Linked DNA regions of Mus musculus: all the other regions are linked to region 1. Evidence: chromatin loops called from intact Hi-C (ENCODE). Cell type or tissue: heart. All regions are shown on one strand. Region 1 holds the start of Gm51548 (a long non-coding RNA gene). Region 2 holds the start of Gm42043 (a long non-coding RNA gene). Region 3 overlaps Zfhx3 (zinc finger homeobox 3).

Region 1 (8,000 bases):
TTCCTCCCAGCTGGCCCCTGGCTCTCCTCAGCCTTCGAGTCAGGCCCACCTCCTCCCCCATCTCCTGCTAAAGCAGTTTCATCAGGATTCTGCAAGCTTCCTGTGTAACCCCCTCTCTTAAAAAAATCTGAAAATGAAACAAGACATATTTCTGAGGTTGTCAGCAGGTAGATCCACTGGCTTGTGGTAAGTACTCTCTCTGGGAGGAGCGCTCGGTTCTGATGTCTGTGTTGAATGCTCTGTGGCTCCCCCTCGGCCGCCCCCCGTGTATGCCTGTTCACTGGGCAGGGGTGGCGGTGATAATATTGTTTCTAACAACCAGACTGAAGCGTAGCCTCAGGCTGTCTTGCAAAGCCCCCTCCAAACAGCGTCTAATTAATTTTTACCCTGCCATTCCAATGAGTCCCGGGAGTGTATCGGCCCCACAACAAAACCCCCTCATCTAGTGGTTTGGAGACAGCTTTGACGTAACACTTGGTGGGTCTTAGATCTCCAAAAGAGAAACCACTGTAGAAAAAAAAAATTAAGGAATCTGTCTCCTTCTAGTCTCTCTACCCCACTTGATATTTGTTTTCCTTTGGCTTCCCTTCTTCTTTCCCCTCAGTGATCATTAATCTGATCTCTCCTGGACTCCCTTCTGCCTGTGGCACTTTCAGAGAGAACCCTGGAGCCACATATATACATATATATATATATATATATGTGTGTGTGTGTGTGTGTGTGTGTGTGTGTGTGTGTATGTATGTGTGTGTGTGTACATGTATGTATGTATATATATACATGTATGTATGTATATATATATACATGTATGTATGTATATATATATTTATTTTATTTTATTTTTTTGCTGTAGGAGAATCTCGTATTCTCTAGAGTCTAGGGTTAGGTAATTGCATGGGGCTGCCCTGAGAACCTTACTAGGTTTAAAAAGACAGGAAAGAGAGCAGGCAGCTGGCCTGATTGGCTTTCATCTGCAGTGTGGCCAGGTAACACTGGAAGCAAGGGAGAGGCTTGTTGAAGAGGCCTCTTACCCGCCCATCACATCAAAGCTGCAGTACCCCAGTATCCCCTCCCTTCCCCTGGAAGCGTTCACGGAGGAGGCTCAGTCTCACTGTCTGGCTGTCCAAGCCAAGCCCCTAGAGGCTGCCTAGGTTGCTTTCTTTCTCCCTCTTCAGGGAGTTGGAGTTGGGTCAGGGGCTTCCAACCTAGCGCTGGCCCACGCCTCTCTCTGCGGCTCCAGGCTTTTCCCTCCCAAAACTCACATTTCCCTGCGCAGTCCCCAAATACTGTCTAACCCTCCCCCCGACCCCTTTCAGCACCCACTGAAACCCCTTTTCATCCACACAGGCTGCTTATCTTTGGACCTTGGAATGAATTAAAATTCACAAAAGCGACCCTTTAGCAAGGTATTCAGAGATGCTGCACTCTAAACCGGCAGTGGGCAGAGGCTTCCTCGGATTTCAGGACCGAGAGATTGAGTGACTGCTCTGTTCTCAAGGACCCCCGCCGAGGGGACTGATCTCCTGCGAACCTCTTGGGTGCTAATTTCACCATCGCTGGGTGCCAAAGTCATTCCCTTGGGACCACTTGACTTGGCACCTCCTGAGAAATGGGGTCATTGTTCCTAATGAGCTGGAGCAGTCTGGCTCCTTGAAATGAGTTAATCACAGAATTGCAGGCCTAGGAAAGATGTCTTTGATGGCTGGCTTCTCTGTACCCGGTCCAAAGAGTGAGAGCCAATCCTATTTTAGAAGACACCCATGGAGTCACACACTCCAGTGACTAATCGCTTTTAATTGTCCTCTTTAACTTGATCCTCATGAACTGGTGAGATTCCTGTTTGCACCTTCCTCAGGGAAGGGAAAAGGCATTGCTTACCAATCAGACCGTTTATATTCTCCTCCTCCTCTTCTTCCTCTTCTACTTCCTCCTCTTCCCTTTCTTCTACTACTTCTTCCTCTTCCTCCTCTTCCTCCTGTCTACTGGGGTTATAGTGTGGCCTGCTGACTAAAAGGAGAGTCAGACATATCTGAGTAACTTGCCAACTATGAGCTGCGTGGTGGTGGCACACGCCTTTAATCCCAGCACTTGAGAGGCAGAGGCAGGCTTGTCTCTGTAAGTTCGAGGCCAACCCGGTTTACAGAGCAAGTTCCAGGACAGTCAGAGCTACACAGAAAAACCCTGATTCTAACAAACAGAACAAAAAGGACTAAAAAAAACAAAGCAAAACAAAACCAAAAACCCAAAACAACAACAAAAAAAATCAAAACAATCAAACAACTTACTCTTCCTCCTTGATCTACAAATCAGAAGGTACCCTTTGTAAAGGAGTTCGATGCATGTGGGATAGCCCCCTTCCCCTGGGTCTCACATAGCTCAGGTTGATCTTGAACTCATTACTTAGCTGAGAATGACCTTGAACTTCTGGTCCTCCTACCTGTATCTCTGCTTCCCAAGTGATGGGATTATAGGCACATACTGCTATGCTCTGGTTATGTGGGGCTCTAGCCAAGGGGTTTGTGCTAGGTGAGTACTCTATCAGCCTAGCTCATCCCAGCTCGGTCCTTCTTCTTTAATGTCAAGTGATATGTTTGTAAAGAACAGTGGGAACACTGTCCCAGGAGCCCAGAGAGACTTGGGCACTACACATGGTGGCTATAAACCAGTCCTTTCACCTTGGCTCAGCAAGTGAAAGAGATTGAGTTCAAGCCTGAGTTCATTCTATAGGAGCCACTTGGTTGGAGGAGAGAACAGACTCCTGTAAGATGTCCTCTGGTCTCTAGACATATATAGTATGGCATAGATACCATTTTAACCTCTATTTCTAGAATACCCTGCCTTGAGGTATGCCATTGCAGTTAATTAAAAATATATATACATTTTTACTTACTGATTTGTGTTTGTGTGTGTGTGTGTGAGTGAGAGTGTGAGTGTATGTGAGTGTGTGTGTGTGTGTGTGTGTGTGTGAGAGAGAGAGAGAGAGAGTGTGTGTGTGTGTGTGTGTGTGTGTGTGTGTGTCTTAAGTTCGTGAGCAGAGGACAAGTTTTTCTGAAGCCTTAATTTTTAAAGAACTCTTGATGCTGATCTATGGTACTGAGAACATAAGCACTACACAATCTAGTTTGGTTTCTGTGTGTGAACGTGCACACACGTGTGCACACATATATGCGTGTAGCTGCACGTATGTATGGAGGCTGGAGAATGACCTCGGCTGCCATTCCTCTGAAGCTATCTATCTTGTTTCTCTTCGGCCCATTAGGAGAGCCTATCTAGTCAGAGAGCTCCAGGAATCAGCCTGTCTTTTATCTCTTTCCAGGGCTGAGATTCTAAACGTGCACCGCACTGCCACACCAAGCTTCTTACGAGTAGGTTCAGGGGATTAAGCTCAGGTCCTCGTGCCTATGGCAAGCGCTTTACCAGTGGAACCATCCCCCTTCCCCTTCCCCCCTCCCCCTGAGTTTTGTTTCTTTATGCTAGTGTTCAGTTAATGGGGATAGAGAGGGGAAGAAGATGGCGATAGAGACCATGCTATCACAGACTGGAAAGGGATGGGTGACAGGAAAAGCATGCTGGGTAAGGCAGTTATGCAAATGTCAAGAACAGAGCCAAGGATGTCCCTTTCCCATTGACTGTCTTTGTAGAGCTCCCTCATTGCTTCGTATATACTAGGTACTCAATAAATCAATGGAACAGCAACAAGGAGAATCCATCTGATAGCACAGGCTTTGAAATGAATGTCCGACACAGAAGCGGATTTCAAATGGGCTATGATCTTGGCATCTTCCACCATGATCACTTCTTTCCCCGGGAATTCCCTTCCCACCTCCAGCCCCTTTTGTAGTTTAAATGCCGTTTACAGATCTTCATTGGCTGTAAGCTTCAGAAACCCTACCCCAAGTGAAGTAGCTAGAGCTTCCAGCTTGAGGTGGCGTAGTGGGTATGGGGAGAACCATCCTTACGTCTGCACTATGAGTGACTAGGCGGAATTGTAGCCCAGTGGGGTCGGAGGCCACTGTGCACCCAGGTCTCCACACTCTCCCAACCTAACCTGAGGCTGTGACTGAGGCTGATGACGTCTTATTAGTAGATGACAGATAGCTGCTAAACTTTCTTCTATGGAGAATAATTTCTGAATAGGGGATGGAAAGTACAGAGTTAAAAAAGAAAAGAAGAGGCACCCATTTTATAATCCGTATCTCATAGGCACATCAGCCCAGGAAGGCAAGTGTTATCTTACTCCAAGGTAGATGGTGAGTCTGAATGCCAGGGAGTTTCGGGATGATTATATCCCATGATACATCAGGCACGAAGCAATGGCACCTAGCCCAACGTAAGGAATGAACTTGTATAGGTATCCCTTAAGATATAACTGCTTGGAATGAGTTTTGGAGAGCACTCCACCCCATTAATTCGGGTTGCATTCCTGAAATGGTCACATGTCATGAACCTTCAGCAACATGCCTTGAATAAACTGAGAGCCAAGGTCCAGAGATGATGGAGGGCTTTCATAGGGCAATGGAGCTGGGACACCGGTATTAATATGGCGCCCCCTAGTGTTTTTGTGGTGGTAGCGTGACTTGGAATCACACCAGCATACTGGTCTAAATAGGGCCTCCTCATGGTCTTCTGATTGAAGGAGATCCTGCCTATCACGACCGTTTACATCTTTTAAACCGTCATGTTAAACAAAATTCTCTTCAACTTTAATGCCTTTCCCCCCCTGTCCAGTATCCATTTCCAGCCTGTGCTGAGTAGAACCCAGTCTTCACATTGTTTTCCCCTCATTGTGTGTGGCCTCCTAAGTACTTCAAGGATCAAGACATACCGATTCATTATTGTGACTGCGATGTTATAAGCAATGGATAATGGCGTCAGTAGATGAATCGTTGGAGGAGGTGGGTATTGCTCTGTCCACGGCTAGTGGGCAGAGGGCAAGGGAGCCATCACGGGATGCTGAGTAGTGCATGTTTCCTGCCTATCAATTGCTAGATTTTTTTTTCTTTTAAATCTTGGCAACCTTGTCTGGACAGTATAGTCCACAAGGGACACAATGAAAGCAATTGGATCACACCTGTACATGGAAGGAGGTGAATCAACTAACTGGAGTCATATTGTTTACACATTTCAAGAAAAAGTGATTTTTTTTTTTTTGAGAGGAAGGGTCTAACCAAGTATCCTTCTGTTTAGTGTAACATGTCTTTATTTTCAATGTTGCACAAATATAGCAGACACAGACATGTGTTAAAAACAGTAAGGAAAGCCAGTTCATTAACTATTGGGAAACATGGGACAGGTCATGAGTAGACAGCCAGTTGGGTCCAGTCCTACTGTTCTGTTTATGGTTATTGCTGCTTTATCAGGTATAAAAGACTCTTATTGTCCCTGTTGCACATAGACATGGGGGCCAACAAAGGGGAAGGAGATAAGCCAGGCTACTATATTTGGTGTCTCAAGACTCAAATCATAGTATCACAAAGACTATAAAGAGTCATTGGGCCATTTCATTACACAAAGAAGTGCTTGTTTCCTTCATTCCACCATGGTATCTTTTTTTCTTTTTTCTTTTTTTAAAGTTTCAATCTCAGAAGGTAGAGAGACAAAAGCGGACCCAAAAGAGAACTTGGGAACACATTCCAGTCTCCACTTTTCTATTAAGAAATAAAGGGCAGAAGCTACATGTAGATAGGACCATTGTTATAAATGTACATAAATATATGACCATGCAGATAATTTGAGATTGAAGGTTGTTTGTATAGAGATATGCAAGACACAGGCCCCCAACCCCTTTGTTTTCGTGAGCTCTCTGGTGACCCTGTGTAGCGTCCTTCCATTTGGTCAGACCTGTAGTTGCCCATCTCCCCCAGAAGACTTTCCTTTACGTTCCAGATGGCCATTCGAGGAGGAGCAGAAGTCACCTACTGAGAAGCATGGGTTGGGCATACTTTCAAATAATAACCCAAAAGAAACAAAAATCATCAGATGACATTTCAGCTTGGAGACACTCAGTTTTATGAACACTTCATTCACAATAAAGGCCTTTACTTGGAGAGTGGACTCAGTGAGGGGCTTTCAGCCACTAGCCTGTACATGTCCAGCCAGACTCAATCACAAGTTGTAGGAGCCCTTGGGAGTGGAGGTCCTGGTTCAGTTACACCACTGGGGGCCATTGCTCATGAGTGATCAGAAAGGATGGAGATTGTTCATGTAGGCAATATGGATGGAGGAAAATTGGGGTGTAGTTGAGGGCATCAATCCTCTCAACCTCAAGGGGCAGACACTGTATAGTCTTGAAATACATCAATGACATTGCTATATTGGAATAAAATTCAGGATTGTTTAATATAAAACCTATAAGTACTTTGTTCTCCTCCTAAGAAAGACTGAAGCACTCACACTTTGGTAAAGTGTAGACCAGAGACTGAAGGACAGGCCACCCAGAGACTGTCCCACCTGGGGATTCATCCCATATACAGTTACCAATCCCAGACACTATTGTGGATGCCAAGAAGTACATGCTGAAAGGAGCCCGATATGGCTGTCTCCTGAGAGGTCCTGCCAGAGCCTTACAAATAGAGACAGATGCTCGCAGCCAACCACTGGACTGAGCACGGGGTCCCTAAGAGAGGAGTTAGATAAAGGACTGAAGGAGTTGAAGGGGTTTGTGACCCCACAGGAAGAACAACAATATCAACCAACCAGTCCCCCAAGAGCTCCCAGGGACTTTACATCACCAAAGAGTACACATGGCTCCAGCTGCATATGTTGCAGAGGATGGCCTTGCATATGTTGCAGAGGATGGGAGGAGAGGTCCTTGGTCCTATGAAGGCTCGATAGATGCCCCAGTGTAGGGGAATTGAGGGCGGGGAGGTAGGAGTGGGTGGGTGGGTGGAGGAACACCTCGTAGAAGCAGGGGGAGGGAGGATGGGAGAGGGGTTTCCCGGGGTGAGATGGGAGAACCAGGAAAAGGGATAACATTTGAAATGTAAATAAAGAAAATATCCAATTAAAAAACACAACAACCTAGCACTGTAAAGTCCACAGTCCATTGTGCTTCTACGGCATATGACTAACTCTACTGCTATTTATGCCCAAAGCATCTTATTTCCTAGGAAGCCCGGTTTTAGAGAAACACACTGGAACATCTTCTTTTACCTTTTGACAAAATGAAACTGCATCCTTGGGAGTTTCCCACCCATTGCTCTCTTGGCTACTTCACTCCAGTACTATTTCATTACTTATTGATTTTTTTCAACGCCTCTCTGCATGGCTGTAATTTACACAGGTCCTACAGCCCTTAGCAATTCTTAACACCTCCAGGTACGAAGATCACGAGTCCACTAGAGAGGGAACGCCAGCTACTCCCTTTTCGCAAAGGATGAAAAAAATTGGTGAATCTCATCGCTCCAACAAGTACCTTGGGAGGCCATGGTGGGTGGAGAACACCACACTAGTGTGCATGCTAAGACAGGGAGAGGAATGGATCTAACTCTAGGACAGCGTTACCATGGTCTTGGTAAGCTCGTTTTGGCTGTAGAGTCAAGGGTGTTTTGTAGGGTATTAGTTTGAAGAAGGAAGGGAGGGAGGGAGGTAGAGATGGAAGGAGGGAGGCAGGATAGCCCATGAGATCAGCTTAATGCTGGCAAAGCTGGATTTATTATGATCTTTAAAAAAAAAAAAACTAATCACCGTTCCTTGTCAACTTATGAACTGTGTGCTTGCCTTTGTTGTAATCAAGGTTTCACATGGAAATAAAAAAGCAGTATGCTATTGTGATAGAGAAAAATACAATAAAATGGCTTGTCTTCTGGAAAAGTTCTTATTTAGGTAAAATATGCCAATGTATGAAGGAGGGAAACAAACTGAAAAGTCATTATTTCTAAACGACGGCATCATTTAGATCTATCATAAAAATAATCAATTTTAGTTGGTAGAGTTCTAGTCTCATAGACAGATTTCTTCCTTTTGCTTCTGAAAGCTTATAGTTTAATGGAGCCAGTGAG
Region 2 (8,000 bases), 120 kb before region 1:
TATGCACCACCACCACACACTGGCTTCCCTGTTGGTGACCCGGTACCAGAAGTCTGCACCGCATCAAAAGCCGAAGGCGGGCGCGAGGAGGAGACAGAACTAACCTCATCACAACTCAACAAAGTGAACAACTACAGGACAGACACCCTTGGTTGGACAACGTGCGCTTTAGGGAGTCTCAGGAGCACATAACTTGGGGAATGATGCCTGCCGGCTACAGCCTAAAGAAAAGGAAGCCCTGAGAAGAGCGGGCGGGGGTGTGGTGGTGTGGGAGTCTAAGGAGCAGAGCTGTGAGCGTGCTCCACCAGGGCTGGCCTGGGGAGAGAATGCCCACAGTGGCACGTGCATTGTTGACAGGCAGGCATGTGCTAATGGAGGGGTAGGTGGCTGAGCAATCCCCCCCATGCTTGCATTTCTTGCAGGCATGGTTTGTTTAATGATGAGGGAATTGAATGCCTCGCACACACACACACTTTTTTCTTTTGCTGAGAAATGTAAAAAAGGAACCTATATCATATATATGTTCAGAAAAAAGTATGCATTTTTCCTTGAGAAATACCTAGTGCCATAATATTTCTGATTTAAGGGGCGAGGGAAATCTTTGAAGTGAAGGAAATCAGTGGGGGACGAACTAGCTCTTCCTGATTTTTTTTTTTTTTTTTTGTACTTCTCAAAGCCAGTAATGGGATTTAAAATGAGAGATTTCCAGTCTTCGTCCTCCCTGCCATTCCATTTCACTGTTTTTCGCCTCAGAAAACCTCCGAGGTAACCGACTACACGTCTAAGGGGGTGGATTAAAGTAAAACAAGGTTTGGGGAACACATCAACTTTTTGTTTTCTCAAATGAAGTTGGAAAAAATTTTTCTAAGGACAATTTAAGCAACAAAGGACATTGAACAGATATGCTTTCTAAAGAAAAATAAATCCGATTCGTTTGTTTCTCCTTCTTAAGACTAGAGAGAAAGGTGAATCTGATCTTGGAGCGTGCGTAAGGCACGAAATCTGGGGCCCGCCTTTGGATGGGGAAAATGGGCAGAGGCAAGGCACCCCGCGAGGTCCCTGGAGAGGTCCAGGGCGCAACAGGCTTAGAGCACCAGGGATTTGACTCCAGCTAGCCACATTCTCCTTTGGGCGGCCTTCAGGCTCGGCATAGGGCAGGGAACTGACCCCCTGTGTGCTTCGGGCGCGCCCTTAAAACCACAGCCGCTTGCCAGTTAGATTGTAGAGCTCAGTGGGTAGTAGTGACATTCGACGTCAGTTTCTCGTGGCCAGAATAGGACGCACCGATTTTTGTATCTGCCTTACTATTCCCCCCACCTGGGGGCTGGACTTTGTAAAGACCAGTCACCTCCCTAAATCCCTCCATTCTGCTCTCCCAAACCATAACCTCCAAGAATCCCGACATTTCCCCAAGATGCAGATTCCGGTTCTCCGAGCTAGTGCGCGCATCCCTAGTATCTAGCACGCCTGATATTTCGGGGCCCTTTTCTTCCCTCTGGCTTGGGATGCCGAGAGGAAGCCAGGAGGCTCTGGCTCCTGAAGACACCAATTGAACCGCTTAGGCCAGTGAATAGCCGCAGCCAAGAAACCCAAGTGCCTCTTGCAGGTGCGCGCCTGGCACGTTCCTGGGGCCCCTCGGCTGGGAGGGGAAATAGGCTAGCCCCGGCGGAGCCAGCCTGTCACCGTTCTTCTGCGGGAACCTAAAAAAACCATTACGCCCAGCCCGGGCCCCAGCTGCCCAGCTGGAAAGCAGAGGGCGCGGCCGCAGGCACACCCCCTGGCCCGGACAACGTTCAGGCCCAGCCCTTCCTCCCCATGGCTGCGATTCCCTAGCTGGGGCTGCCTGTTCTGTAGATTTTTTTTTTTTTTTCCTCCGCCTTTGCAGCCTGTCGAGCTTCCCAGACACTGCTAGGCCACCAACGTCCCACCCCCGCCCCTCTGGGAACAGAGGTGGGGCTGCCCAGGAAGAGGTCCCTGAACGCCAGCTGCAGAAGAACACTGGAGAGTCCCAAGTCCCAGGCTTCCCCTCCCAGCCTAGGTGTTTGGGAAGAAGCCGGGTTCTGTAGCCTTCGCGACCTCAGGGCCGAGCGGAGAATGGAGGACCTACTGGGGCGCACCGCAGACCCTCCTAACCAAAGGAGGTGGGAGTGGGTGTTTGGTTTAGCTGAAGGCCAACTTCAGGGGTGCCAGTGTCTTGCGTGCATCTCCCTCCCTCGCGCGTTTTGTCTGGGAGGGGGGAAATGAGAAAGAAAAGAAAGCGGTGGATTTGCGCCGACCCTCCTCCCGAAGTCTGGGAACGCTGCTGCAGGAAGAACCGCTCATAAAGACACTTTAGCCCCCGACACTTGAATGCTAAAGGTTAGACTTACAGTCTTCAGGGAAGGGCTTCCTGCCAACTAGGATAGCGGCGCACGCTGCCACAGGCCGTGGACCACACCATCCGTGGCCCCTCCAGGTGCGGTCAATGCGATAGGCTCCGGGTGTTTGTTTACTTCAGCGACCAGAACCGAGGTGCCGGCTCTTCCCTGCCCCCCAGCTCCAGGGAACCTCTTTTCCCGGCCTCCGCAGTTATTTGCCGGTAGCTGTCTGCGCCTACCTCATTTTGTTCTTGGTATCTGTCCCCTGCCCTTTGGGCTCCTACCAGGAGGCCCGAGATTCACAGCAGGACTCACCTTTGGGTGAGACCGTGCCTAGCCCTTTTCTTTTCTGTTTCCGGGCAGGCGGTGAACCCTAGCACAGGTGAAAGAAACAGGGGTCTACAGGAAGACAGGGCCTGCAAGGGAGTGCCAGGTGGGGCAGTTTTTAGGTGGGGGAAACTTATTAAATAGCCATGGAGAATCTATCCCAGAGATCCTAGGACCAGGGGCATCTCTTCCTCCCTTCCAACCCAATGATGCTGAAATTTGGAAGTTTAACCTTAGGAGCCAAGCAAGTGTCTATTTTCTCTATTCCTCCAGTCTGCTGCGTTTGCTGAGTACCTACTATGTGAAGTTCCCTTCCATCCCCTGTACCTGTAATTGTATTCATTTGCAATTGGAAAATGCTCTGAGTTCCATTTTCTATTCAAGAGGATGATTGCACTCAGAGAGGCTGTTACTCAAAGGCCACACAGCTTTAAAGTTGCTCAGCTTGTACTGGAAACCCACTTCTGTGGGGCTTTACACCAGCTGCCTCTTGTCAAAGCAAGACAAGCAAGGTGCCCGTCGTCGGTGGAAGAGGAAAGCTAGCAGTGCCATTTAAGGCAGAAAGACAAAACAAGCATTAGTTTCCCATGGTTCCAGGGCTGACATTCGAGGATAGGAGACAGTCACAGGCCGGCAAGGAAGATGCTCTCTGTGACAGAAGCCATAAGGAAATGCAGCAATGGCAACTCAGCCAGGATGTCTGCAAGGGTACAACCCTGATGCAATGCCCCAGACGGGCTAGCCTGAGCTGCTCCCACCTCAGGAGCAAAAGCTTCTACAGGGCCTTCTTGTTTTGCCTTTGCAAATTGTCTTAGTCTACTTGAAGCTGGGACAAGACCCTTACTTCTACACGTCATCAAGACGAACAGGAAAGGACAATCAGATGACCAACCAACCACTCATGAAAAAAATATTAGAAAATCCAGTAAGCTGAGAATTAGGTGACAGGAACACTCAAATGACAGGCAGGCTTCTTGGGCGCATGAGAGTGTGGGCTTTGCAGACCCTAGGGGAGAAAAGGGTGTGTGTGTGTGTATGTGTGTGTGTGTGTATGTGTATGTGTGTTGTGCAAGCTGCCAGCTCCTGCCTCATAGATTCCAACTAGGTCTTAGCCGCCCTTCTGCAAGGTTCTCCAGCGTTAGACCACCACACACTGGCCTCCCTTCACTGTGATTAGCTGGTTGGCTCTGACTGAAGGTTTCCCAAGTGTGGGTGTATGCCACTGGGCAGGACTGGCTGGCCTGGCCCACATGGAGGGCTGCTGAAAGGCTTGTTAAGGAAGCACTTCTGACTAGGCAATCCAATTACATAATGCTGCAAAAATAACTCAGGCCTAGGAGTTGTGTCAGAGTGACATATGTTGTTACCAGAGGAAGGGATCAAATATCTATCTTTTAACCCCCAAGGGGCTAAAAGTACATGCGTGCGTGTTAGTTCATCACTCCTCACTCGTGAGAGGAGCTAACGGGGTGAGGGTAGAGAAATGGCATCTACAAACATCTTGCCCCACCCCCACCCCCATTCCCCTGATGCAACTAAAGCCCACTTTCTGGTCACCTCCTAAGTCTAACAACAGACACACTGGATGCCCCAATTCATCTTGAAGTACAGTGCGTCCTGCTCCAAATGCGCCAGAGATGGTTGGAGAAATCAAATGGGGAGAGAAAAGGCAAGGGAAGAGGTCTTGTGTCTCCGGTGGGGGAGCAGTCTCTTCTTGTATCTACTTGGTAGATACACCCTGCTGCTCTTTTAGGACTACTGAGGCCTCCCTGTTTGTCTGGCACCATCCAGGTTACACTCAGGAACCCTCTCCAGCCCAGAAGACAGACACAGCTGATGGGCCTATTTCTCATGGGCCTTGGCCAAATTCCCACAAGGAGAGAAAACAAGATGTACTGTTCTGATCCAAAATTAATACGCACTGGAATGGCCTAAAAGAGAATTTCACCAGACATACAGAGAGAGGCCTTACTTCCAGGAATGTGAGCCCACACATCACAGCCAAGGTGAGAGCTGTCTGGATAAAACAACTTTTTTTCTTCTTTATTTGTTTTTTTTTTTTTTTTTTTTTTTTTTTTTGAGACAAGGTCTCTCTACATAGCCTTGGCCTCTCCCAGGCTGGCCTGGAACTCACAGAGATCCACCTGCTTCCGCATCCAGAGTGATGGGATTAAAGGCCCACTCCACCACTCCTGTCAGATCAAGTTTTCAGATGTGTCCTTTGAATTTGAACATGCCCTAAATTCTTACCATGCCTTGCTGGGGGAACCCATTTATATTTCTTAAAGAGCTGTGCTTGCAAAGCCGTGTTTTGTCTCAAGAAAGCCCATTAAGCAACCTAAGTTGTCCTTGAATTCCCAGTCTCCCTGTCTCAGCCCCATGTGTGCTGGGATTACAGTGGGTGCCACTGAGCCCAGTAGCAACTGCCTTTTGACTGTCTGTGTGGCTTCCGTCCCTCACTGTGACACTGAAGTCACACACTGAGCTGTATTAGATTCTTGAACATTTTGAATCCTCCAGTTTGTAATGACAACATCTGAGTTTCATTCCGAATTGCCCTTTCCAATCCAGCCCTAACCTAGACCCCTCTGACCTGTCTAAGCACTAAGACAAGCTTAGCTTGCAGTTCATTTCTCCCCCCACCCCCCCACCCCAACCCCGTCCCTCAAAATCAAACTGACTCTAAACTCCTTGGGCTAATTACAAAGAAGCAAATCCCGTTCAATCTTGGAGCCTGTTCCTTGGGCTCTAAGAACACAATCTACCTAGGCTCAGAGAGGGAAAACCTGCTCATTGAGGATAAAGCAGAGCCGAAAGGGTGAAGCCATCGCCACTGCCTCCCCCAGCAGGCTGCCTTTATGGAGTCTATTTCCAGTCTGTTTACCTGGCAAGGACCACGTGACCAGCCCAGAAGGAAATGCTGACATCATTGTCTCTCGCTCTCTCCCTCTCTCTCCTCTCCTCTCCTCTTCTTCCTCTTCCTCTCTTCCTCTCTCTCTCTCTCTCTCTCTCTCTCTCTCTCTCTCTCTCTCTCTCTCTCTCCCCCTCCCTCCCTCCCTCCCTCTCTCTCCCTCCCTCCCTCACACGTGTGCGGCTCGCCTCTCAGCCAGCATTCCCGTATCCCTCCTCCCATCCATGGCCTGAGCGCCCCTCCCCCAACACTCATATATCTCTCCCACTTATTTCTGCCTTTCTCACGCCACGCGCTCGCCTTTGTTTTCCCTTTTCAGAGGCTGTCTCGGAGAATATCCTGCACACACACACACACACACACACACACACACACACACACACACACGCTGGCTTTTTTTCCTTTTCCTTCTCCATCCAGCCCTTCCTCTTTCAATATCACTCAGATCTGTGGCCATTGAGTGTTCAGTGCGTTTTTAAAATGCACTTCCTCTTTAGCTATATCTTTGCAATTTCTAAATTAAAAGGATGGTGGTGGTGGAGGGGGACAACAAACCTTTTAGACAGCCCAGAGAACCTTTCAGGCCAGGGCAGGATGCGGGGCCAGAGTCGGGGAGCAAAGCTACACCGTCCAGCCATTCAATTTCCTGGTCCAGTGGCCTTCAAGATTTAGGGGTCGGGGGTTTGGTCAGACGTGGCCTTTTTATTTATTTATGATCAGGCTTTTCCTGGCTACAGTCCTATATTTTTATCATAGCTGCTGGCCACGGGTGTCCTTCCTTCCCCTACATCCAGTCTGTGCATGCCAACGGAGCAAGGCAAATGGACCCTGGATTTTTTTTTTTTTTTTTTTTTTTTTTGCTAGTCCTTGATCAGTGAGGGTGTGAAGAGGCGGCTTCTTCCAGCCAGGAACTTCACAAGCTGGAAAACCCGGACGACGGCACAGCGGCTTGCAGTAGCCAATGCAGGTGCCTCCTGCCTGTTCAAAGGGCTATTTATAAGTAGGACTGTGTGGCACGGCTGTGGGGTCCAGCTGTTCTGGAGACGCTTCTTGGTGCACATGGGCGCAGCGCCAAAGCATGCAGCGTGGAGGAAATGTTTAATAAAGACGTGGGAGCCTCCGTCTGTTTATTTATTCTCACCAAAAAGGTGGACAGAGGGTGTCCCTGGAAATAGCTTTGAAAGCAGACAGCAAGGTATCCAGGCCCAGCCAGGGCAGTAAAGGAAAACTCCCTGGCCAAAGAGGGAGGCAGGCTTGGCTCCTCCCCCCTCCCCTACCCCAGATGGTTATCTGGGCTTGTCTACCTTGTACTGTGGGGGTGGGAGGGGGAGGGGGAGAGGGGGAGGGGGAGAGAGAGAGAGAGAGAGAGAGAGAGAGAGAGAGAGAGAGAGATGGAAAGGTCACACCAGAGAGAGACTATTAAGAAATCATTAGTTAGGTGTGAACTTCTCATTCGTAACACTTGCAAAGGTGGGACTCTGCTGGGAGAGCCTAGTAATGGAGGACGGGTGTGTTTACTGCTGCTTCATTCTGTGGAAAGTCTCACATAGAACATTCCTGAAGGATGATCGCAGATGAGACCTTGAACTGTGGTATAGTGGTCGTCCATGTTTGGCTGTGTCTCTGATTCCTGCAAAGATAACTAACTGCCAGTACTGTGTAGCCAGCCAGGGAGAGTTGGGACCTTGTAAGGTTGCCTTCTCAGAAACCTGTTTGCTCAAGCTGGTGGAAGGGATTGGCAGTCATAGATATACCTCCTACAGACTCATCAGGACCTAAGTCTTCCTTGAACATGCCAGGGATCTAGAACTTTCTGTGGGCTTTACATATTTGCTATGACGTCTAACTTTAAACTTCCAAATGTTATAGGCTACATACTTGTCTTTGTCTAATAGACAACCAGCCCCTGTTGACTGAATGAATTCAGGGGTTCTGGTCCCAAATAAAAATGGGGTTAGAGGGTCTTCTCGGTGTTATCTGTGGTCTTTCGATTTCCTACTCTGGACCCTCAGAGGTGGGTTTTGAGGTGTTTGTGAAAGTGAACCCCACCATATCCAATTCTCATCTATCTTTTCAAAAAGGTAGAATACAGTCATAGCTACCCACAGTGGTACAGAGGATGAGAGGATGAGAGGGATGAGAGGGAGGATGCAGAACAGGAGGAGGAAAGGGATGGTATTAGATGTTGTTTTTTCTTACTATGGCACCTCTCAACTTTGGAATGGTCTAGGGATCACTGCTGGAGTTCACTTCCTCTCGTAAGCCCTGGTCCCCAGCCTCCCGTCCCCCTTTTCAAATTTAGCTCATAATGTAGGGGATGGACTCATTCATACAGCCAGGCCTAGCCCGGCTTTCACTATTCAGCACTGTGGCTACACGGGAGATGCGCTTCTATCTGAATAGAT
Region 3 (8,000 bases), 180 kb before region 1:
AATGCCCCGAGGTATCCCATTCTCAGCCCGGGTAAAACTGACTTTTCTAATAGTCAGCCACAGAGTCACCATCCATCTAAGCACCATGTCCCAGGCTCCTCTCTGTATCTATCTGGCTCTGTGCTAAGCATCATCTCTAAGGGGAAGCCTTCTCCTTCTTCCTTCTCTCCTCCTTCCTTCAGGCTTCCTGGGAAGGGTCGTATGAAGGGTTATCAGCCTCTGTGACCTCTTCAGTCATCAAGGGCCTTCTGGCTTTCCCATCCCCCAGCGAAGACCCGTACCAGAGCGTGCTCTCAGCCTCTGCCCATTAAAGCTTTCTCTGTGTCCAGCTATCACGGGAGGGTTGTTGAGTGAGAGGACCTCTGGTTGACCTCTGCTGACAGGCTCAGAGCCCTCTCTGTCCACTGATCTAACGTCAGGCAGGGTAATTAGCCACCACGCAGTAATTGCAGCTTCTAACTGGGCTGGACCAAGGATGCAAAAATCCCCTGGAGGGGCCTTGTCAGAGATCCCCCCCCCCCCCCCCCCGCTGCATCCCTCTAACCCACACAGATGCATCTATCTGCTCACAGGCAAAAAGGAAGGACTCAGCAACATTGCTGAGGGAGGCCAGCACTTTTCAAGGATTAATTAAAGTGCGACGTGGGTAAGAGAGCTGGGGAGCTACAAGAGAAAATGGGTAAACAAAGGCAAGTGGCCAAGGAAGATGTCTGAGGCTTGCCTGGAGGAGCCTGCTCAGAAAATGCATGCTCTCGAGCTAGGCAGACATGCATAGTGAAGTTTCATCTCAGCCTCAGAAGGAATGTGGAAATTAGCATCAGGGAAGCATCAGGAGGAGATGCGAGAGGCAGGACACCCAGCAGAGGACTGCTTGGCCCACCGACACCCTTCGAGCGTGTCTAGAATCTATCACCATTTCAACTAAACATGCAGCACCGGTCACCTTAGATGACACTTGAGTGGGGCTGGAGAGACGGCTCAGCGGTTAAGAGCACTGGCTGCTCTTCCAGAAGTCCTGAGTTCAATTCCCAGCAACCACATGGTGGCTCACAACCATCTGTAATGGGCATCCGATGCTATCTTCTGCTGTGTCTGAAGACAGTGACAGTGTACCCACACATATGAAATAAATATGGCTAGAGCAAGCGAGACGGGGTGGGGGGGACACTTCAGGGCTTTGGATTCCTGTTTATGCTTTGAGTATTCTACTAGACTTCAACAGGCCACCTCCCAGCTACCTCGCTGCCCACAAGTATCAGTGCCATCCTTCTAAAGTGCCTACCTCCACTCCAAGGTCATAGACCTGCTTGCTGCTTTAGTGGCTTCCGGAGCTGCTGGTACCCATGAGAACTCCTGGAAGTCTTTCCCTGGGAGAGGCCACAGGCTCTGAAGTCGCCTTAGCTACCCATCTAACCATGCCATGGACTTAAGTTTCCTTTCCTACCGGAGTACCAGGTGGCTTCCCGATGCACTCAGGACAGACACGTCTGTGTCAAACCCAAGTCACAAAATCCAGGGTAGCGGCCGTGGATTGCACGAGTTCACCATCCATTTGCTTCTCCAAACAATTAATATACTTAATAACTCTGGCCCCCATGACAAAGTCCTCGGACGCCCCTCGATTAACCTCTCCCTGCTATGAGCAGTGGGTCTCCCCAGCTTCCCCGTGTTCCCTACCACTTAATCACTTTTTAATCCACAACAGGACTCTGTGCCACACTGTGGTTTTTCTTTTTTTTTTTTTTCTTGTCTCTTAATCTTTTATGAGGGACCTTATGAAAAGCTTTTAGAAAAATACAAGGGAATTCTGCCTACCAGGTCATCTTTATTATTTTAGAATTCTTTATGAAGAAATTACAGCGCTTAATGTTGTAAATGAATATTTAAAACTGGGCCTTCGTGTAGACGCGCAGGTCTGACTCGGGTTATATTTAAGTCGCTGTGATATACTCCAGCTTTAGAAATATTCTTGTCTGCCCGAAAGAGAAGAGTGACTCTCCCCCACCCTGACCCTAGAGGACGGTAATTCCGGGGAGTGCTCAGGACCTTCCGGGTCAGCAAAAAAACTTAGCACACACTGAATAGTGGTGGCTCGTACCGGGTGACTTTGAACAGTAATAGGTCAAAAGTCACTGGGTCCAGGAAGGTCCTCTTGGATGTGGCGCCTGTCCGACTTCAACCTTTTCCAGCTTTTCCCGGGAGGGAGGTGGGTAAACAGCTGGCTTGCACATCTGCAGGGAGCCAGCCACAGCTTGACACTGGTACCATCTCTGTCCTCAAAACAGTTGTTTGTTGTGGCTACTGTTCCTAGCCAGCATTCTGCAACCTGTTCGGTTCTGCCCTCTAGGGCCGGTTTTCCCCTTCCCCTGGACAGATGGGACAATTAAAGATGTACAAGGAATATTTCTTGGTCGTCCAAATACGATTTTCTTGGAATGTCTGAAGGTAAAGCATTTAGGCAACGAGGCTTTTCGAGACCTGGACTTAAGAGCTGTAATACGATTCTGGAATTCATTTGAAAACTTTCCTATCAAGTAAATCAGAGGGTTAAATGATTCAAACGTCACACCAACACAATGTGCAAAATCACCCAGAGACTCTATGACCTTCTCGGTCCATGTTCCTGATTATAAAACTCCACTTAGCTTTTGCTCCAATCACAGAAACAGTAGTTAGGGTCCCAAACTGTAAAGCCAGATGAGCATCCTGCCACTTCTCCAGAACATGAATTATAGTGAAGTTAACAAGATGCAGGAAACAGACAACAGACTTCAGAATACTGGGTAGTTGTTTACACTTGAGTTAGATCCCCTATGTCAATCCATCATGGGGCACCTATTAAGAGTCGCCACAGCCAGTGAGGCAGCTCAGTGCCTACAGGTGCCCGCTTGCCGGGCCTGACCACCTGAGACCAAGGACCCATAGGGCAGAAGGAGAGAATGGACTCTCACAGCTGTCCTCTGACCTCCATACACTGGGCATACAACACGTGCACCCACACACATGCCCACAGAATGAATGAATGAATGAATGAATGTGAACTTCAAAAAAAGTTATCTAATTGGGCTGTCCATGTTTTCCTTCTGCTCCTCTCGGCTCCTGACCCCCTAGAGGGCAGAATGAGAACTGCAAGTCCAGGCACTCCATTATGGCAATGAAGCAGTTCAGCCTGCACTTACTTAATGAGCTCTTGTAAGGAAGCAGGAAGTCTATAAAGTAATTTAAATAACTTCCAGTCCTGAAATAAAGGAAATTAAACTGCTGGCACAAACCTGTCTGATGGACAACTTCTTTGTCCCTCCGATCACATCCACAGTTACAGCTGTCATAGGCCTCTTCCCAAGGCCAGCCCCCAAATTCCTCTCCTATGAAACACACAAAGGCTGCCAGTCTTCAAGCAATCCCAGCCTCGGAAGAGATCCTGAGCCAGGGATGTGGTGTGCCAGGCAGCAAGCGCAAAAGGAGTCGGCCCATGAACCCCACGAGGGGAGGCCTGGTGCTCCGACTGTAGGACCTCAGGCAGATCGCAGAGCTCCGAGGAGCCTCGGCAACAGCAGCGTGACCCGGGGAAGGCTTGGATCTGGCCAAGGGACGGCTGTGATTGTGAGAGGGTCAGATGAGAACAGAGCAACTGAAAGGCAAAATCATGCAGGTATAGTTTGAGCCACCCAGGGCCCTCAGGCCCTGGGATTTCACAACCTGCTCAAGAAGTCCCATCCTGCTGTGGCTTTCCTCCCTACTAAGAATGTTGATTCTCCGTTTCGTCTGAGCGCTTAAATGCAGGTAATTATTTGCCCGGATAATGGCTGGTCCTACTGGATATCATTTTCCTACAGGCAGAGACGGTGGCCTTTCATCTTCTATAAACCCGTGTGACCAGCACACCAAGCAAACCCTTGATGAAGGGGCTGGACTTCACCACCCCGTGGCTACCCAGACATTCACCGAATACCAATAAGCTACCAATGAGCCCTCGACTTTCCACAAGACAAGGCAAATCTCGTAACAAAATGAGACTCGTAACCCCACTGTAAGTCTACAGGGAAGGGGCCAGACTTGGGGGTGGGGGGTTTAAGGACCTCTTTCCCTGCACAAACACCCCGGCTTTCCCACCTGCAACCCTTGAAATGTGCAGACTGCTGTGGCCACAGCGGCTTCACCTGGTGAATCGAAGCTGCTAGATGCTACAGGCTTGTTTCTGGCCATAGAGTTAAGTTTACTTTACTGATAACAATCAACCAGGTATGAACTAGTCTGACCAGTACTGTGGACACAGGATCACTACAAAGATCCCTTTCGTTCCTCTTGGTCCCAAAGCTATTGTTACTGAAGGCCAGTCTGCGAATCTTCAACCCTTCCACCAGAAAGGCTAAGAATGAGGCAGGACTTTCACCACCACCAAAAAAAAGAAGTCACCTTCTATGCAGGGAGGAGAGAGGCTGGTATTCTTAAAAGAGAACCACAGTTCTTGCTCAGAGAGAGACCCATCTAAGCCCCCTTTGAGATGGAAAATCACCAACAGAAACTCAGCGTTGCTTTCTAGAAAGACCCTGGGGCGGCATGGTGGGTCCTGTCTTACGGTTTTGTTCTTTGTACTGCTGGTAACTGAGCCCAGGGCCCCACAGGAAGCCCTTGACCTTCACAGACAGACTCCATGTGAAGCTTCCCTATCACCCCAACCATTTCTGATTTTGGGTTTTTTTTTGGTTGGTTGGTTGGTTGGTTGGTTGGTTGTTTTAGTGCTAGGGATCTAGGGCCTCCTATATGCTAAGCACCATATCATAGCATTCTTAAGATCACTGAAGAATTCAAGGCACTATCTCACTTGGAGCCCATGTAACCTGCATGATCGCATTCAGAGGGTCCAGGGGCCTGTTTGAGCAATTACTGCCTTTCCTTAAAGGTCTCGCAGGCTGAGCAACAGCTGTCACCTACCCTAGAGGGCTGCTGAAGCTCTTGAGCAAAAGTCACCTCAGGGTCCAATCCCAGAGTCCCTACCCTGCAAAGGACACTCCTATCTCACAAGCATGGGCGAAGCTATCCTCCTGCTCATAGTGTGGCCACAGCTGGAAAGGATGCCATCTGAGGAGAATCTGTGTACAGCAGCTTAGTCTAAGAAGCAAATACAGACTGTTCATCATGATATCACTTATAGCACTCTCCACTACAGAAAACAAAACAAAACAAAAACTGACTTCCCACCAAGTTCACCACTGACCAACAACAAGCTATGCCTAATCTAAGTCAGCAGTTCTCAACCTATGGGTCACAATCCCTAGGGGAGGTCGAATGACCCTTTCACATGAATCACTTAAGACCACCGGAAAAAGATATTTGCATAAGAGTAGCAAAATTACAGTTACGAAGTATCTACACAAATAATCGTATGGTTGTGGGGTCACCACAATAAGAGGAACTGTATTAAGGGATCGCAGCATTAGGAATGTTGAAAACCACTGCTCTAAATCCTCCACATGACAGGCATAATGGCTGACACCTGTTAAGTCCAACACTCAAGGAGGCTGAGGCAGGAGGATTACCATGAGTTCACATACCAGCCTACACGACACATAATCAAGATCCTGTCTCGCCTGGCGTGATGGCGCACGCCTTTAATCCCAGCACTTGGGAGGCAGAGGCAGGTGGATTTCTGAGTTCAAGGCCAGCTTGGAGTGAGTTCCAGGAGAGCCAGGGCTACACAGAGAAACCCTGTCTCAAAAAAAAAAAAAAAAAAAAAAAAAAAAATCCCATCTCAAAAGCCAACAAATATGGGAGCTAGTACTAGGATTTTAAATTTAAAAAGATGAATACGTAAGGCAAGCTGGATGGTAACACATTTTATTTACCCCACTATCTAGCACCTGGTGTCAAACGTTGGGTAAAATATGCAGTTGAATCTTATGCTCTCAGGACAACCTAGCTTGTGCTCAGTGGCCACATCTGACCTGGGGCTGAAGGCACAGGCCCCTCTGCTGATGAAATCTTAGACCCCAACTCTATTCCGGGTCTCTCTGTAACAGTTTCCCATTTGCTCTTCCTACTGTCACTACAGAACTCCTAGAGACTCTTTGTCACAGCGCTCACTGCTGCGTTTGGATGACATGTCACAAAGTTAAGCTCGCTGGTGCTAGAGTGGCCAGATCTTCAAGGAATCCTGCACAACTTATTGATTCCATTTGAGATCAGCTGGCTCATCAGACCTTCTCTAAGGCCTTATCCATCATTAACCCTGCTTGGGGTTTCATGACTTAAAACCCTCTTAAGAAATCCTGTGTCTTTACCCACAGGGAACTAATTCCGCGCTGGCCACACAGCCGACTGTGTTGTCCATCATCAGAAACACTCTGCTTCCAACCCAACTCATGATCACACCAAACCGCTTCTGGTCAAACCCAGCTTGCCAGGATACATACATACATACATACATACAAAATGATGGAAACTCACGCAAATGATTGGCTGAGGTGATGCCTTATGTAATGTAATCATTCGCATACAGAGAGGCACAAGAAAAAGTCCACAGTTGTCAGCTTAGTCCAGGGCTGGACGTCACTGACTCAGACCTGATCATTCTATCTACTGCTTCACGGATGGGACCCCGGGCTATTGAGAACCAAAGCGGAGCAGATACGGAGCAGCTTTGCAGGAGGGGTGAAGCTAGACACACAACGTGCACCACTCAGGATGGGGTCCCATTTTCTTTACACCATCCAATGAACTGCACCATCTCTCTCCTGAATTTGGACTCACCCCACCCACAGAGCTCACAGTTTGATCTAGAAAGCATCACTGGCAAGCTAAAGCTTCCTCGGTCCAGATTCATCTCTAAGAGCAGGGCAGTCGGGGAGAAACGGAAACCAAAACATCGTTCGCTTCTGGCTCCCTGCTCTGGCTGTAGGCAAGAAAAGGTGTGCGCAGTGCCCTGGAGCCCGCCAAGGCTGGGCCTTCTTCCCAGAACCCCACAGGGGACAGAGCTGGCTCCCAACCTACAGACTCAAAGGGATGTTTTAGAGCAGGTGGAGGGACGGGCCCAACTAAGAATCCGGAACAGGACAAAGAGTGAGGAGTCCTGTGTGTCCACGCTCTCCTCAACACTCAACAACCTCTCCCAGTCTCCCATCCTGTCCCTAGACCTGTCCCCAGGGCACCAAAGTGAAGGACAAAGACCATGTGGAAAAGGGAGGAAGGAGGCGGCTCTTGCTGCCGACCGATGGGTGTGAGTGCAGAGTATTAATTAAAAGCCATCTGGGAACAATGGGCTTTTCATACTTAGAGCCCGCTCTGCACAAAGCCCAGCTTGTTCTGAGGGAGGACTCTCCTTTGCTTTTTTTTTTTTTTTTTTTCTCCTTACTCATTTCCTAGGGTTTGTGGCAATGTCTGGCACCCTGCTCAACCCACTGGAGTATCCTTTAACCAGAAGACGTGCCAGGTCAGTCTCCTCCTCCCTGACTGCCTGGTCTAATGGCCACATGCAGACACCAAAAGGGACGGACAACCGCAGGAAGCTCGGCTACTCCAGCCCATGGCTTGCAAGGATCCTGGGTGTTTCCCTACACAGCTGCCTAACCCATAGAAACACACTGGGCACCTGCAGAGGCCCAGCACCCCTGTCCTTCTCGAATTACACAGCATGTACCACACCCAGGAGACACAGGGCACAAAGTCATGGGTCTAACTGTCCAGCCAATAGACACTTCAAGGCCGGACTGAGAAAGGACAATAGATTGTCAGACATTGGGACGACTCCCTCTTCTACATTCTGAACTATTCCCAGAGTCTCACTCAACTAAACACCATAGACTGCTCCAATGAAGGCATTATTATTATTATTATTATTATTATTATTATTATTTTCAAATTCATGGTGGGCATAGAAGGAGTAATCAACTTTGAACATCTATCTAAGATGTTCCTCATGGCTTAACAAACCATGATCCCAGGCAAACAGCCTTTACAGGAAACCACCTTCCCTCCTGCCATTCATCTCCTGGGTAATCCTT

Evidence for each region. Hi-C counts contacts between places; a loop is a spot of excess contacts. Peaks named below come from ENCODE experiments on the same cell type or tissue, not always from the same donor. Only the 100,000 strongest peaks of a DNase experiment are listed, where the experiment ranks them.
Region 2: a loop joins it to region 1, with 3.0 times the contacts of the local background. A loop is called at or near these places in 6 of 42 quality-filtered maps.
Region 3: a loop joins it to region 1, with 2.1 times the contacts of the local background. A loop is called at or near these places in 2 of 42 quality-filtered maps.

Annotation. Positions count from the first base shown.
Region 1 is chr8:108,570,851-108,578,850 of GRCm38, reverse strand. All of the region lies in intron 1 of Lncbate1 (brown adipose tissue enriched long non-coding RNA 1), which reads left to right. It overlaps Gm51548 (a long non-coding RNA gene), which reads left to right and starts at 826. Exons shown (of 3, transcript XR_003947448.1): 1 at 826-4,895; 2 at 7,318-7,513; 3 at 7,976-8,000. It also overlaps a transcript of Zfhx3 not described here. In heart, a CTCF peak has its summit at 4,554 (motif pointing left); a DNase peak (open chromatin) is centred at 4,520; H3K4me3 peaks cover 254 bases; H3K27ac peaks cover 286 bases; H3K27me3 peaks cover 732 bases.
Region 2 is chr8:108,689,983-108,697,982 of GRCm38, reverse strand. Gm42043 (a long non-coding RNA gene) reads left to right here and starts at 4,373. Exons shown (of 3, transcript XR_879166.2): 1 at 4,373-4,690. It also overlaps a transcript of Zfhx3 not described here. In heart, no CTCF peak of the experiment used is centred here; DNase peaks (open chromatin) are centred at 1,742, 3,922, 5,892, 6,572 and 4 weaker places; H3K4me3 peaks cover 3,911 bases; H3K27ac peaks cover 2,510 bases; H3K27me3 peaks cover 3,000 bases.
Region 3 is chr8:108,755,070-108,763,069 of GRCm38, reverse strand. The region is part of intron 1 of Zfhx3 (zinc finger homeobox 3); the gene reads right to left. Among named protein-coding and RNA genes, the nearest start is that of Zfhx3, 44 kb to the right of the region's middle. In heart, a CTCF peak has its summit at 3,125; DNase peaks (open chromatin) are centred at 3,079, 7,099 and 7,488; H3K27ac peaks cover 1,975 bases.